2 separate regions of the Homo sapiens genome follow, and region 1 is linked to region 2. Evidence: chromatin loops called from intact Hi-C (ENCODE). Cell type or tissue: ovary. All regions are shown on one strand. Links, peaks and the distances in the headings refer to the core of each region. The heading gives the core; the rest is flanking DNA. Region 1 has its middle 120 kb from the start of SHB. Region 2 has its middle 61 kb from the start of SHB.

Evidence for each region. Peaks named below come from ENCODE experiments on the same cell type or tissue, not always from the same donor. Only the 100,000 strongest peaks of a DNase experiment are listed, where the experiment ranks them.
Region 1: it touches region 2 in a loop (6-fold over the local background); 7 of 110 quality-filtered maps call a loop at or near these places.

The regions. Positions count from the first base shown.
Region 1 is chr9:38,181,050-38,189,470 of GRCh38, reverse strand. No RefSeq gene overlaps it. Among named protein-coding and RNA genes, the nearest start is that of SHB, 120 kb to the right of the region's middle. In ovary, for the core only: no CTCF peak of the experiment used is centred there; no DNase peak of the experiment used is centred there.
Region 2 is chr9:38,125,977-38,134,397 of GRCh38, reverse strand. No RefSeq gene overlaps it. Among named protein-coding and RNA genes, the nearest start is that of SHB, 61 kb to the right of the region's middle. In ovary, for the core only: no CTCF peak of the experiment used is centred there; a DNase peak (open chromatin) is centred at 3,527.

The DNA of each region.
Region 1 (8,421 bases), core at 3,134-5,633, 54 kb before region 2:
GCAGTAATGCTTGCTCACCTGCCGCTCACCTCCTGCTGTGTGCCCCAGTTCCTAACAGAGAGCTGGTCTGCACCTTGGGGGTTGGGGACCCCTGCTTTAGAGCATTACTGTCAATAGAAGACAAATTTGTGAAAATTTTGTTATTAACATAATTATTGAATTTTGCTCAGATGATAGAAAAATAATGTATGGAATAAATACATCATGACTTTTGAATTATGTATACCTTGGTTTTATTATACTACCTTGGTCTCATTCAGACTTTGCCAGCTCATCAACAGAATCCCAGATATATTCAGTCACAATTAAATTCAATTGTCTTTGGTGCTTCGTGACTTCCAATCATAGAAAAATTATAGCTCAATTCCACATTGAATTTAGGTGCAAGAGAAAAAAAATACAGCTTGACATGTTTTTGCCTTTGTCATTTTGAGGGTAGGAAGATAAATATATAAACAGATAGTAGTTGGACCTCCCTTTGTACTTTTTTTTTTTTTTTTTTTTGAGACAGAGTCTTGTTCTGTCGCCCAGGCTGGAGTGCAGTGGTGCGATTTTGGCTCACTGCAATCTCCACCTCCTGGGGTTCAAGTGATTATCCTGCCTCAGCCTCCTGGGTTCAAGTGATTATCCTGCCTCAGCCTCCTGAGTAGCTAGGACTACAGGCATGTGCCACCATGCCCAGCTAATTTTTTATATTTTTGGTAGAGACAGGGTTTCACTATGTTGGCCAGGTTGGTCTCGATCTCCTGACCTTGTGATCCGCCTGCCTCAGCCTCCCAAAGTGCTGGGATTACAGGTGTGAGCCACCTCGCCTGGCCTTGTACTCTTATTGTGGGCCCTGCAAAAGGCAGGAGCAGCCTGAGACCTTTAAGAGGGGACAGACTTGGCTGACTTTCCCTTTTGCCTTCTTCCTGCTGCCTCCTTCCCCTTCCCTGGGACATGGATGTAACTGTCGGATTTTGGCTGCCATCTTGTGACCATGAGGAAGAGGCCAAGTGAATGGCAGAAACTTAGGCTTGGCCACCCCCAAAACTGCACCAAACCCAATTCAGAAACCACCCACCCCCAGGCCCTTACCATTTGAGGGAAATGAATCACTATTTGATTAAGTCATTACCCAAAATTAGGGTTTTCTGTTACAAGCAGCCAAACACAAATTCCTAGACATAAATTCCAACAAGGGTACGGGGTATGTGACTCTCATCCCACTGCTTTTCTGATGCATCTCTCCCAGCTCGCAACACACTGACATGTTCATTCATTCATTCATTCATCCAATAAGCATCCACAAGAGTCTATTCTGGTCCAAGGCGTAGGATAGTGCTGTGCCTACCATGAGGAACTGGAAGAAATGTAGGGAGAGATTGCCATAAGGAGCTCACAGCCTCATGACAGAGACAAGATGGAAACGGTCGTAGATCCTTGCTTTACCTACAGTGTTAATTAGGACACAGGTCCAGATGTGTCATCAGGAACCCAGGCTAACAGAGGCTTAAACAAAAGAGGAGATCATACACAAGAGAATACTCTTAATCCATAAAAAAAAAAAAAAAAAAAAATCCTGTCATTTGCAACAACATGGATGGAACTGGAAGTTATTATGTTAAGTGAAATAAGCCAGGTACACAAAGACAAATATTGCATGTTCTCACTCATTTCTGGGAGCTAAAAAGTTGAACTTGCGGAATTCAACTTTTTAGAGTAGAATGATGGTTACTAGAGGCCGGAAAGAGTAGAGAGGGGGATAAAGTGGGGTTGGTTACTGAGTACAGACATATAGTTATGTAGAAGAAATAAGTTCTCGTTTGATAGCACAATAGGATGACTATAGTAAACAGCAATTTATTGTATATTTCAAATCAGCTAAAAGATTTGAAATGTTTCCAATACAAAGAAATTATAAATGTTTGAGGTGATGAATATCTTAAAGACCGATTTGATCACTACACAGTGGATGCATGTTTCAAAATATCACATGTACTCCATAAATATGTACAATGACTACGTATCAGTAAAAAAGAGAAGTTAATTTCTCTCAAGTGTAAAAGTCTGGGCTGGTATAGCAGCTGTGGCTCTAAGGTTGTCAGGGGCCCAATTGTAACTACCCAGTGGGTTCACCTTGCCCGCTGCCTAGACAGAGCTGATTTATCTTTATCAAGTCGGGAATTGCAACAGAGAAAGAGTAATTCATGCAGAGCCAGCTGTGTGAGAGATCAGAGTTTTATTATTACTCAAATCAGTCTCCCGAGCATTCAGGGAGCAGAGTTTTTAAGGACAATTTGGTAGGCTGGAGGATGCCAGTGAGCCAGGAGTGCTGATTGGTCAGAGATGAAATCACAGGGAGTCAAAGCTGGCTTCTTGCACTGAGTCAGTTCCTGGGTGGGGGCCACAGGATCAAATAAGCCAGTTTATTGATCTAGGTGGTGCCCCCTGATCCATTAAGTGCAGCATTTGCAAAGCATCTCAAGCATTGATCTTAGGAGCAGTTTAGGGAGGGTCAGAATCTTGTAGCCTCCAATTGCATGACTCCTAAACCATAATCTCTAATCTTGTGGCTAATGTTAGTCCTACAAAGGCAGTCTAGTCCCCAGGCAAGAAGGAGGTGTGCTTTGGGAAAGGGTTGTTTCAACTCCCTATGATTTCATCTCTGACCAATCAGCACTCCTGGCTCCACTGGCTTCCCCCTACCCACCAAGTTATCCTTAAAAACTCTGCTTGGGGAGACTGATTTGAGTAATAATAAAACTCTGGTTTAATGCACAGCTGACTCTGCACGAATTCCTCTTTCTCTATTGCAATTCCCCTGTCTTGATGAATCGAGTCTGTGTAGGCAGCAGGCAAGGTGAACCCCTTGGGCGGTTACAGGAATTGAGAACGCCAGACTTCAGTGGAAATTGAACGCTGGCCCATCTGCTAGGTTCACTGGCTAGCTCTGAATCTTGGTTCAGGAAACTGGCCTCACAACTCAGGATTCCAGTCCATGACCTTTCAGGTCTTCAGAAGGAGCTAAAGCTGTGTGTTTATTGTTAAGCCTATGAATCATAAATTTTTTGAACCAGAGTGAGTGTTATGATAGACATCTGAGTGAAGCTGTCCATTTTGATGTGGCTATTTTTATTCAAAGGACATGTTAATGTGGTACTTTTAACCCAGGTCATTTGGGGCTATATCAAAATGTAAAAACTGTTTTCTGTGCAAGCCACCTTTAATCCTGCCCTCCTTCCCAGCTTCAATCCACTGCTTGCTCTACTCCCTCCTCGCTATTGTCATTCAACTGCAAAATTTATGGCCTTAGCAAAGCGCCCATAATAAGTGGACCCTAGTAAAAGATCTGTAAATCCACCATTCCTCTCCCAAGGGAAATTTAATAAAAACGAACTCAGATAAAAACACTCATTAAGAATCGAAACAAAGATTGATAGTGTTTAATTTATAATTAATACATGTCTTTCTTTCTCTAGGATATTTGAAAATATTTTATTCTCATGATTTTTGACCAGTATCGAAGTGGTTCCACCAATTCTCGTATTTTAATAATGCCTGTGGTGTCTCTTTTCTTTGTACAAAGAGATTATATTTGAGGTTTCTTTTGGGTTGGTCCTTGGACTGGCAAATTTCCAAATGGCTTTGACTGAGCCATTTGGAAAGCTAATTCTTAGCCATTACCTTTCATTTTCCTTTCACTAGCTGACCTAACATAGGTAGAAATAATGAGGTTTTGTGGGGTTTATTTTTGACAACTTTAGTGGCTTTAAATGTCTTTAGCCCAATTTTTAAATGGTTGCAGATTTTAAGGTGTATTATCTACTAACACATCAAATGGAACCTCTGGGTCTTTAGTTGTCACAAACAGAATCACTTGAGCTGCAAGGAAAAACTTAAACCACTTCTGTTTGGTGTTTTTAACTCTTCATTGGCTAATTTCTTTTTTATTTATTTATTTATTTTTGAGATGGAGTCTTGCTCTGTCGCCCAGGGCTGGAGTGCAATGGCACCATCTCAGCTCACTGCAACCTCCGCCTCCCGGACTCAAGTGATACTCAGCCTCCCAAGTAGCTGGGATTACAGGCATGTGCCACCATGACCTGCTAATTTTTTTTTTTTTTTTTTTTTTTTAGACGGAGTTTCACTCTCGTTGCCCAGGCTGTAGTGCAACGGCACAATCTTGGCTCACTGCAACCTCCACCTCCCAGGTTCAAGTGATTCTCCTGCCTCAGCCTCCCTAGTAGCTGGGATTACAGGCATGTGCCACCACGCCCAGCTAATTTTGTATTCTTAGTAGAGATGGGGTTTCTCCATGTTGGTCAGGCTGGTCTCTAACTCCTGACCTCAGGTGATCTGCCCACCTCGGCCTCCCAAAGTGCTGGGATTACAGGCATGAGCCACCGCACTCGGCTAATTTTTGTATTTTTTTTTAGTAGAGGAGGAGTTTTGCCATGTTGGCCAGACTGGTCTCCAATGTCTAACCTCAGGTAATCCACCCACCTCGGCCTCCCACAGTACTGGGATTATAGGCATGAGCCACTGCATCCAGCCTCCTTGGCTAATTTCTTTTACAGTTTCTTTTCTTTTTTTTTTTTTTTTTACTAAATGGGGGAAAAAATAGTACTCAAGAAGACTGAATAGGTAGCATATAATCTATCCTGCTTCAAATCCATCACTGCAGTTGGCTCATTTTCTTCATCTGTAACAGGGAATAATAATGGTACATAATTCAAGGGTTTGAGCATTCAACTAAGATGCATAAAGTGCATAGCACAGTGCCTTGCACATAATAAATGGTCATTAAATGATAGCTATTTTTGTATTATTATTCTTTAGCACAAAATTAAATCCTAAATGTCTTACTCCCTCCAAAAGGGATTAAATTATGATTTAATTTTATGATTTAATTTGTGGGGACATGCTCTGAAACTGGCATAATGAAAATGGTGCCTTCACAGTGGAGAAAGTTGGAGGAGAAGATTAAAATTAAGTCAACAATAGTGTGATGGGTTGGCATTGTGCACTTCCTGATAGAGCACATGGAGAGCACCCAGCATCATTTTTGTGTAATTCCTGCCAAACCTCATGTTGAAATTTGATCCCCAATGTTGGAGGTGGGTCCCAATGGGAGGTGCTTAGGTCATAGGGGTGGATCCTTCATGAATGGCTTGATGAAGTTCTTGCAATAGTGAATTTTCACTCTACCAGTCCCTACCAGAACTGGTTGTTAAAGAGAGCCTGGCACCTCCCTCCCCTCTGTCTTGCTTCCTCTCTGGCCATGTGATCTCTGTACACTCAGGCTCCCCTTCTCCTTCTGCCATGAGGGGAAGCAGCTTGAGGCCCTTACCAGAAGCAGATAAGCTTCTTGTACAGCCTGTAGAACCATAAGCCAAATAAATCTTTCTTTATAAATTACCCAGCTTTGGGTATTCCTTTTAGCAACACAAACAAACAAGATAGTTTCTCTAAGGATAAGTCTATCAAAGCAGCATAAATAGCCATCCCAAACAAGTATGGCGTTTGTTCTATTGGTTTCTGTGTGGCACCCATGCTAAGGAAATAAAAATGTCTTGTGTGAACAGGTTTCCAAACTACTGCCAAAAATTTTCTTTTGACCTCTTGCTGTGACAAACTGCATTAATGCACTTGTTCATAAAGAGCCACCTTTACATTCCTGTAGTAAAGCTGACTTGGTCATAATGTAGTATTCTTTTAATATACTACTGAATTGAATACTAACACTAAAATTTATATGGGATGTATGCCTCTATGTTCTTAAATGTGTAATCATTGTATTGAACAGTCTGAAGTCAGCAGGGCGTAAACATAAGATGGTTTTGTGGGGTTTTTTGTCCAATTGCTTATCTTCAGACAAATTCTTCCAAATCTCTTCTTCCTGACCCATAATGACATTTGAACAAATCTTATGGATTTGTGGTCACTTTCAATTAACAAAAAGTCCAGGCCAACCTATTACCAGTTTAAAACTTCAGTTACAGCATCAGCAGTACTGTGTCCAAGTGCAAGGATGTCAAGAATGTTTCCTTATCCAAAACTTCCAGGAAGAATTTAGAGCTCAGACAGAACCCCACAGAAGCTCCTTCACAAATGTGCAGAGGATGCAAATAAGTGCCTTTGCTTGCTCTCCGTGGTCAGCATGAGTTTACAGCAGGAATAAGGGCATTCAGAACACCTGGAAGCAATAGACGTCCTTTCGAAAGAACAAGATGATGGTGGCCTCAGGCAGAGAAGCCTGTCTGCTGAGTACAAAGACCATGTGCACCAGTCTAATAACAGTCAAGGGAAGACATTGGTCTCTAGTTTACCAACCACCTAAGGAGGAAGTGAGTGAAATTATCTGAAATGAACCATGCCAAGCCTGGGTACAAAGCAAGATTCTTCATGAGCCTGGACTTGGAGGTCTCTATAGCTATTCCTCCACTCCATGGAGCTACACTCAGCCTGCTCACCCCCATCAAGAGCAGTGTGAAAGGAATGAACTACTGATACACACTGCAAAATGGATAATCCTTGAAAATATGATGTGCGGTAAAAGGAGCCAGTCACGAGTGACAATATACTGTATAATTCCATTCTTATAAAAGTCCAGAATGGGGTCTCTAGAGAAACAGGAAGTAGATTTCTGCTTGCTTATGGCTGGGGGGCAGTGGTTGGAGGATAGAGGAGTAATAGCTAAAAGGTACAGGATTTCTTTCTTTTGAGATAATGAAAATATTCTAAAATTGACTATGATGATGGTTGCACACACCTGTGAATGTACTAAAAAACCATTGAATTGTACATACTGTTAAATGGGTGGATTATATGGTTTGGACATGGTTTGTTTGGCCTCACTAAATCTCATGTTGAAATGTGATCCCCAGTGTTGGAGGTGGGGCCAAGAGGAAGGTGTTTGGCTTGGTGCCATTCTCACAGCAGTGAGTTCTCACTCTTAGTTCCCATGAAAACTGGTTGTTGAGAAGAGACTGGCCCCTCCTTCTCTTTCACCATATAAGTCTGCATGCTAGCTTCCCTTCCTCCCCTTCTGCCATGAGTGGAAGCAGCCTGAGTCCCTTGCCAGAAGCAGATGCTGGTGCCATACTTCCTATACAATCTGCAGAACCATATGCCAAATAAACCTCTTGCCTCTTTAAATTATCCAGCCTCAGGTATGTCTTTATAGCAATGCAAATGGGCTAAGACATGTGTTATGCAAATTATATCTTAATAAAGCGATTTTTTTTTAAAAAAGAGAGACAGAGAAAGAGATGTGGAGATTCTGCCAACCAATGACAAAGTGTGCAAGAAAAACAACATGTTAAGGCATGGTAGGCCCATGTCCTGCAGCTCTTTAGGTCTGAGATGTCTGAATTCAAAAGGACCATCCGATTCATGCAGCAGGCACAGCTGGGGAGGTATGAATCAATGGGTAATGAGGCAAGAGGCACATACACATCCTCAGAGGCAAGAGGAAAGGGATGATGAATACTGGGGTACTCAGGCCTGTGAGCAACCCCCACCCAGGTCACAGAACTCCTCTTCCTGCCCTCTCCTCTCTGGGAAATACTTATTTGCTTCTGGCCTGGGGATAAGGAAGGGAGACAGGAAGGACTGACTTTCTACAAAAATTTTAAAACCGTATCTGCAGTTGACTCCCTGTGGGCAGCAAAAGGGACTTTTCTTAGAAAAAGACTCTTTGAAGTTGTGCTTTCCTCCAGATTTCTAACATTCAGAGCTTCTTTCCAGCTCTGGCTACTGTGACAGGCCCCTAGCCAGAGCAGTTTCTCTGCACTGGGAGTGAGCACCAGAAACCACCAGCACTGGGATTTCATTTCTTTGCCCCTAGTTGGAATACAGACTTCTGAGGGACATGTGCTCCCTGTCCACCCTCACCTTCGCCCACTGGGAGGAGGCCTGCGTCCTACTTATGCATAAGCCCCATGAATGTCAACTGAAAGAGAAGAGCATTTAGCCAAGGGAGGAGGAAAGCCACTGCTGAGGTGCAGCGTGAGCAGGATGGTCAGTGATGTGTCAATGACCAACAGTGATCTGGAAGTTGTAGTCCTCCCTTGAGGGTGACTCAGATGGTCTTTGCGTATATTGTTCCATCTAGAAGCATTGAGAAAACAGCTCCTTCTGTGCCTGTCTCCCTTTTTCTATCACATTCAGCAGAGGGAGGGCCATTCAGGCCCCTGTTGAGAGGCCAGGCTGGCTTTCAGGATGGGGGAGATCCCCAGGGAAGGGTACAGTTACCCCTGAGGCTTCCACCAGCCTTTTGTTCTGCTCCCCCTCACCAAGTCCCCAGGAAGCACAGGTCCCCTAGGTCTCTCAGGTGTGAGCTACCAAGTCAAGTGCCTGCTTTATCCAGACAGGCAATGCCAGAGAAGAGCTGCTTCACCATCTCTGTCTCAACAGCAATGATGACAGGGATGGACT
Region 2 (8,421 bases), core at 1,978-4,477:
TTTATATTAATTGTAAATTGGCCATTTACATTAACTTTATATTAATTACATGAATTAAATATATTTAATATAATAAATAAATATATATATTTTAGATGGGGTCTCACTCTGTCACCCAGGTTGGAGTGCAGTGGTATGATCTCAGCTCACTGCAACCTCCACCTCTCAGGCTCAGGTGATCCTCCCACTTCAGCCTCCTGAATAGCTGCAACCACAGGTGCTCACCACCACGCCCAGCTAATTTTTTGTATTTTCGGTAGAGTTGAGATTTTGCCGTATTGCCCAGGCTGGTCTTGAACACCTGAGCTGAGGCAATCTGCCTGCCTCTGCCTCCCAAAGTCCTGAGATTACAGGCATGGGCCACCATCCCCGGCTCATAAATTATATATTTACATATAATTTATATATAAATATTAAATTATTCATGTTATCTTAATATTATAGTAAAATACATATAACAATATATAATAGCTATTTACTTATATTGATTAAATATCTTAAAATTTAATTCAAACAACTAAAATTGTTTCTCAATCACACCAACCACATGTCAAGAGCTGAACAGCCACTTGGGGGCTAGGGACTATACTATTGTTTGGTGCAGATTTTCTTCATTAGAGAAAGTCCTTTTAGACAGGGCTGTTCTAGGAGAGTCACTTTGGCTTGACTTACTATTTACTATTGATTAGGACCCAGACTCTAGGAAGTTAAATGTTAACTTCAAGAAGATTAATAAGCTGCAAATGATTTTTGTCCAGCAGAGATGCAAATGGTTTCTATCTGAAGAAAAGATAACCCCAAAGGTTGCAGTTTTACTGTCCTATAGGACATTAACCAATTTAGTATCTAACTTTGCCATCTTATTCCAGCACTCTCTTTCCATTGATTACATATAGCAGGTTCTCATATCCCCTCTTGAACCAGCTCTGTCATCTTGCTGATTCCTCACTAATGAGTTAAATAAATCACTGACACATCCCGCTAGATGCTTCTATGAAAGTCATGTTTTTGACTCTTTGGAAATTATACTTTGACATCAGATAATGATCAGTGCTATGAAGACAATTTAAGCAGAGTGAAGAGACAGTGACCGTGTGTGATTTTAGCTAGTCAGGTCAAGGAAGGCCCTTTGGGGGAGGTGACCTTTGAGCAAAGACAGAAAGAAAGAAAGAAAGGAGCAGCCCTTTAGATATCCAGGGGTGCAAGTTCTGGCAGAGAGACGAGCAGGTGCCAAGGTGCGAAGGCAGTGTGGAAGCCGGATTGCACTTGGTGTTTGAGGCAAGCAGGAAGCGGTGTGGTCCTGGTGGATGATGAGGTATGGGACAGATTTCATAGGGCCTTGGGGTCCAAAGGAAGGACTCTGGATTACATTTTGGAGGTGCATAAGGTGGAGTATAACTACTCCCTCTCATACTCCAGGGGAGAGTTGAAGAACAGCCTTTGTGATCAGTCCTGCTGAGGTTCTCACTGGTGGGGGGTAAAGCTCCCTTTTACCCCCTTTCCCAGAGGGGTAAAACATGCTAAGTCCCAGAGGCTACACTGACAAGGCCATGTGGATGGGCCCCCAGAGGTGTGTGAGGCGGTAGACCTGGGAGTCACCTCCCCTGACCCTCTCTGCTCTCCCATCCTCTATCCAGAGCTGCCAGGGCCCCTGCCCATGCCCTGTGCCTCACCTAAAGGCTCTCAAAGGAGTTCTCTAAACAAAGAAAATTTTTTCTATACAGAAGATGACTTTTGCAGACCTTTCAGAAGGTTCCAAAGCAGCCAGCTTTCAAATGAGCAGTTTTGCTTCTCCTTCCAGGTAGGGAAACAGGGTTTTCACTAGATCTGGTAATAGCCCTGGGGCTTCAGAGCACTGGTGAGGTTGCTAGTATGGGTCTAAGGATTTAGGCAGGTAAAGTGAAGGCAGGAGGGGCTAAGTGACTGAGTGAAATGGGGGGAAGCTACAAAAAAGACCTAAAGGTCTCTATGAGGTGCAGAGGGACCCTGTGGCCAAGGAGTGGGCTGTGGCAGCTGAGGTTTCAGAGGTGGGGAGGCCTCAGGTGGTGTTGGTTCAGGCACTATGGTACTTGCACCAAATTCCAGCTCTCCTCACCTGCATGAGTTTGGGCAAATCGTGAGTCCTCGCTCATGCGTAAGATGACTAGAAGAATGGTGCTCTGGCTGGGTGCAGTGGCTCACACCTGTGATCCTAGCACTTTGGGAGGCTGCGGAGGGCAGGTCACCTGAGCTCAGGAGCTCAAGACCAACCTCGGCAACATGGCGAAACCCCATCTCTACTAACATACAAAAAATTAGCTAGGCATGGTGGCACACGCCTATAACCCTAGCTACAGGGGAGGCTGAGGCATGAGAATCGCTTGAACCTGGGAGGCAAAGGTTGCAATAAGCCGAGATTGCACCACTTCACTCCAGCCTGGGTGACAGAGCGAGGCTCCCTCTGAAGAGCTATTGGGAGCATCAAACAAGATGACACGTATGGAGAACTAAGAACAGGGCCTGGCGCGAGACAAGTGCTCCATTAACATTATCTGCTGCGATTGTTATCAAAGGTGATCCTGGACTGTAAGGCTGAAGTGAAGTGTTAAGTCCAGGGGACACTGAGGCCACCTAGGTTGGCAGCAGGATGCAGGTAGAGAGGAAGTGTGTGTTAAGTTGGGGCAGGAGGTGCCTGGGGGCCAACTGTTGGAATGATAATCTGCCTGTATAGGAACCCTCCAGGGCCATGTTCCAGGCTCCTAGCCCCCGTCCCCTCCTCCCAAACAGAGCCTAGAGTGAGGCTAAGCCGCTAGGAAGCCCTCAATGTCTCTCCACGTTACAGAGTCCTGAGCTTTGCATATGTTATGTCATCCCTAACAGCCCTGAAAGTCAAGCATGCTTCCCCCATTTCCTACCCCGATCCAAGGCCTGGAGTAAGTTGACCAGCCAGGTGTTAGGTGCTCAGCTAGGCAGAGACTTCTTCCCTGGCTTCACTCAAAGCAGTTTCCTATTTGTTGGTGTCCATATTGGACTTTCACTGAAAATGTTGCTTGACAAAAGGATGTCACAACTTAAAGAATAAACAACGAGGGAAAGATTGAAAAGGCCTAGGCTTGATCATCTTAAGGGACCTTTAAAACTCTGACCTTTCTTGGCCCCTTTGCATGGATACCTTCCAGGTGTCCCCTTAGCATCAGTAGGACCCAAAAGGTCTTTTCCCCCAAGGTCATTGTCGGGGATGCTCCTTTAGCCTCACACAGATCCATGAATAGGCAGAAATGCCTGGGTTTCTGGGGAGGCTCTGCTCAAGGGCAGAGGAAGGGAGGGATGGTGCTAGAGAGAAAAGAGAAAAGGCCATGATATTGTCCCTTTCTAGATCCTTCTTGTTCATTGCAATTCCGCAGTGGCCTACATGACACATTTCAGTGTACCCCCCACCCCCAGAGTGACGCACAGAATGCAATGATCCTTGAAGCTTATCTGCTCACCCAGGCAGATCACAGGACAAAGGGCAGGCAGGGGAGAGCCTGTTCTGCTTCACCCCACCTCACCCCTGCCCGGCTCTGATAGCTGTGTGCCCACTTGCACTGAACATGTGCCCGCCCCTTTCTCCCAGGACATGGAACCATCCCTACCCCGGGACACCTTCATTCCACTGCTCACTCTGCTTCCTCCCTTGGGAAGGGAATGTCCTTCTGAGCAAGGAACCTCCCAACCTCCACCTCTGAGTATGGAGATGACCTCCCTCCCCAACCTTATGTGAAGTAAGATTTTGGTTACTTTAAAATTTTTCTTTTCTGCACTTTTCTGTGTTGCTTGACTGTGTTTAATTAGCACGTATTACAAATATAAAGCAGTAAAGCTATTAATTTTTTTTTGAGACAGTCTTGCTCTATCACCCAGGCTGGAGTGCAGTGGTGTGATCTCAGCTCACGGCAACCTCTGCCTCCTGAGTTCAAGCATTTCTCCTGCCTCAGCCTCCCGAGTAGCTGGGATTACAGGCGCCCACCACTGTGCCCAACTACTGTTTGTATTTTCAGTAGAGATGGGGTTTCACCATGTTGGCCAGGGTTGTCTCAAACTCCTGACCTCAGGTGATCCACCCATCTTGGCCTCCCAACATGCTGGGATTACAGGCATGAGCCACAGTGCCCAGCCAAAGCTATTAACGTTACGGAGTTTTTTTTAATGGCTAGCCATACTTCAGAGTCCAGAAAGCTTCCTAAGCCCCTGCCAACAAGGACATCTACCTCTTCCAAGCCCTCAAAGCTTTTCATTTTCCCTCTCTCATGTCCCTGAGCACACCATCCATCTGCAGATATAGATGCTCTGTCCAGGTCATGGCTCCCTCCTGACCAGAGAATGTGCAGAGAACCAAAGTGGTGGATTTGTCTCCATTGCCCACACTCCCATAACCCTTTCAAAAACACTACAACTATAACCACCCACCAATACCATTACCACCCGCTCTTCCCCATTACCACAACTATTACCACCCTCCACCATCACTACACTCATCATCATCAACGCCACAATCACCATGGTCACCACCATCGTCACTACCGTCATTCCCCCTATGATGGGCCAAAAAATTACTCCCTTAAAGATATCCACACTCTAATCCCCAGAATTGGTACATTTTTTACCTTACATGGCAAAGGGGACTTTATCGATGTGATTAAGGGTACAGACGTTGAGATGGCGGGATTATCCTGGGTTTCCTGAGTGGGTACAATTTAACCACAAGTCTATGAGAGCAGAAAACCTTCCCTGTCTGTGTTCAAAGAGAGAGATGGACAGTGGGGGAAGGGTCAGACAGATATGACATCGCTGGCTTTGCAACATCGCTGGAAGAAGAAGGCCATGGGCCAAATAATGGGTGTAGCCTCTACAAGCTGGAGGACAAAAGGAAGTCGACTCTCCCTAAGAGCCCCCAGAGAGGAACTAAGCCTGCTGACACCTTGATTTTAGCCTAGTGAACCTATGTTGGATTTCTGCTCTACAAAACTGTAAGATAATAAATCTGTGTTGTTTTAAGGCCCTAAATTTGTGATAACTTGTTACAGCAGCAATAGAAAGCTAATACAACTTCCATCAACAATACCATCATCAATACCACCACAACCACAACTACCCATTGACACCACCACTACATCCATCACCACTACCAGCAAAACCTACCATCATCATAAGCAATGATACCACGATCACTGTCACCATACCCCCATCAACAGCAACACGTTTACTCCCAAAACACCCATCAGCACTATTCTTATTCCAATCACCATCACCACAGATAACACTCACCACCACCAGTATCTACATCATCAGCTCTGCCACTGATACACCCATCAACACCACCACAATCACCACTATCCATCAATGCCACCCAACAACAGAAACACTCACCTACGACCACCACCGCCCACCATCAGTACAACCACCCACTACCACCACTACACACAATATCACCAACACCTATCAGTACCACCCACCACCAACAAAAGCACCCCTACCAGCAGCACCAACACAACCTATCTACCACAACCATCATCACCACCAATGCACCCCCTCCACCTCCACCATCACCACAACTGAACATGCACACCATGAATGACTGGTTGGTTGGTTACATGAGTGAATGAATATGTGTCTGAATGAATACGTAAAGAAACAAAGAAAAAGCCTCAGAATGTCTATGAAAGAAAGTCCACTCCACCATTTGGTGACTTGTGGTGGGTAATATAGACGGATTTGTATGTCTGAATTTCATCTTTTGAACACCCTTTCCTTCTTTTCAACATACCCCCATCTGCTGCCTTCTGCAGCCACTACCCAGCACCCCCAAAACACAGTCATGGGGCAGCCTCCTCTAAGACTATGCCCAGAGGACTGGCCGGCCTTTGAGAGAGAGGAGCTGAAAGTCTGGGTTCCTGGTGATTGAAGGGGTAGTGAGCAGCCAGCTGCCGCTGAACTAGCTCCTGGGCAGTGAAATTGGACAGTCCAAGTGGCTCTGAAACAGCCTAAATAGGGAAAGAGAAGGGAGAAGCAGTACCATCCCTCCCCAAATTATGGGGATGTTTCTGGGGACTTGGCTGTTCTTGCTGCCTAAGAAACCTGTCTAATTCCCTCGCTGCCACTCAGCATGCAGCCTGGTGCTCTGGGGTCCATGACCGGGCCAGCAGATCCAAGTTCTACCTTCTAGCTCCTGCCTGATGATGGGCTCTCTGAGTCTGTCTCCCTGTCTGAGCAATGAGGAACTCAAGAAAGACGTGCCTGGTACCCTCCAGCTCTGATGGTCTGTAATTTCACATTTCTACCAAGAAGATTTCTTAGCTGGAGAAATCAATAGGTGAAGTTAGTCTCCTTCGGTGGACAATGCCTCTCTGACCACATCCTTGATGGCTGACATGATCCCAAAGTAGTGGTTAGGGATGAGCATCCAAGAAGGGATGGAACCCTTTATCTTTAGGTCCCATGGGCTCAGTCAGTCAGGAATTTCAAAGCTAGGAGAACTTTAGGGACCAGCTGACCCAAGCTCTGGAGTAAAAACCTCCTCAAGACCCCCAGCCAGGCAGCACCAGACCCCAGACCAGGGCCAGATGTTCCTGCCCCTCAGCACTGTTCTCAGAGCCCCACCTCATACTCCCATAGCTGCTGCAACCCACGCATTACCTGGAAAGCTGAAGCCCCAGGCTCCAGTGATGAAGCCTCAGGCCACGTCATCCTATGGGCCCCACAGAACCCAGAGCTGGCAACAGCTGCACTTGCCTTTGAAGGATTTCCCAGGGGCCCTGTGGAGGAAGGAGGCAGGCAGTTGTAGAGAGGGCTCTGTTATTGTAGTCTCCCTCGTCTCTGCTTCCCATCTCTCTCACGCACTGTCTGGTGGTCTCTTTCTGACTCTCTTTTGATCTCTTTGTTGGGCTTTGATCATTTTTCATCTCTATCTCTTTCTGGCCGTGTGTCTTTCTTTGTCCCTATCTCATTCTCTCTTTCTCTCCTCCTTCTCTCCTTTTTTTTCCTTTCTCCCCTCCCCCTCTCTCCCCTCCCTCATTCCCTCCATCAGTGATTTTGCTCTTGGAATTTCAAAGATAAGTGCCAATTTCAAGGTCATATTAATCCAGCTCTAGGGAAATCCCTATTCGTGAAGGAAAACATCCAGGAATTACAACAGTACTCATAAAACCCCACAGCCTGGTGAAGATGGACGGGCCCAGGCAATGAAAGCCCTGAGTTTCTTTCCCAGCGCTGCCCTGATTTGCTGGGTGGTCTTGGGAAGCCTTCTTGGGGCTTCAGCTTCTGCATCTATAAAACGAGTGGGCTGGAACACATTGATCTCAAGCGCCAGCTCCAGCTCTCTAGAACTGGAAGGATGCAGGTGCTCAGGCTCCGCAGCTCAGCCGGTGGGAATCCTATCTGTGGGCACCATCGACCACTGGCTTTTGTGGGCACTTGCTGGGGATTTTGCCAAAGGTCCCTGTGCCAGCAGGTGTCTGTGTGCTCAATGACTAGCATCTTGCACTAATCCTTGCTTCTTCCTGTTCCTTTGTTTAAATGTGGAACATACGTTGGGCTTGGCAGCAGATGAACCCAGCTGCCCTTCAAGAGGATCTATCTATGGTGGGTAGATTAAAGGAGGCCTCTCAAGTAGCCCAGCTGGGGAGGGAGACAAAAGCCAGAAGTCCATAAAGAAGCCATTCCCTTAGTCACCAAATGTATACTGAGCAGCACCGATGTGCTGACCACCTGGCCACATCAGACACTGCCCCCACCTTTATCATGAGATGAAGAAGAAAGAAAATGATCCTTCTCCGCAGAGTGAATAACATTCTGCAGGAATGTACAAGTAACAGCATTTTTATTTGAATGAAGAGATCAAGGGAAGCTTCCCAAGAAAGTAACAGCTGATCTGAGGCCCAGTGGGTGACATCACAGAATGTCACTGGACACAGAAGTGAGAGGAGGGCACACTCCATGCACAGGGATGGAATCAGCAAAGGAATCGGGGGCCCATCTCTTCAGGAGCAGATGAGTACAGCAGTTAGGTTGAGACCAGACTGTAGAGGGGTGTGGGATGTTTGAAAAGGAGGGTAAGGAGATAACCTTGATCCTGGGGCTTTAGAGAGCCACCGAAGTTTTTTCAGCAGGGGAGTGACAAGCTCAGATTTAAGCTTTAGAAAGATCCCATGGGTTGTTGTCAGTGTGGGGCTGAGATGGAATAGGAGAGACAGGAGGCAGAGACTGTCTGCAAGACCAAGAGAACACAGAGGCAGAAGCTATGCCAACTATCAGAACACATTTGTACATCAACGCACACACCCTAGGCTATAAGGTAGGGGAAGAAGCCAAGCGGAGTGAGTCAGAGATAGGAAATGAGGTCTGAGAAGGACTCGGCAAAAGAGAAACTCACCTTAGAAGACAAATCTGTCAAGGTAGGAAGAG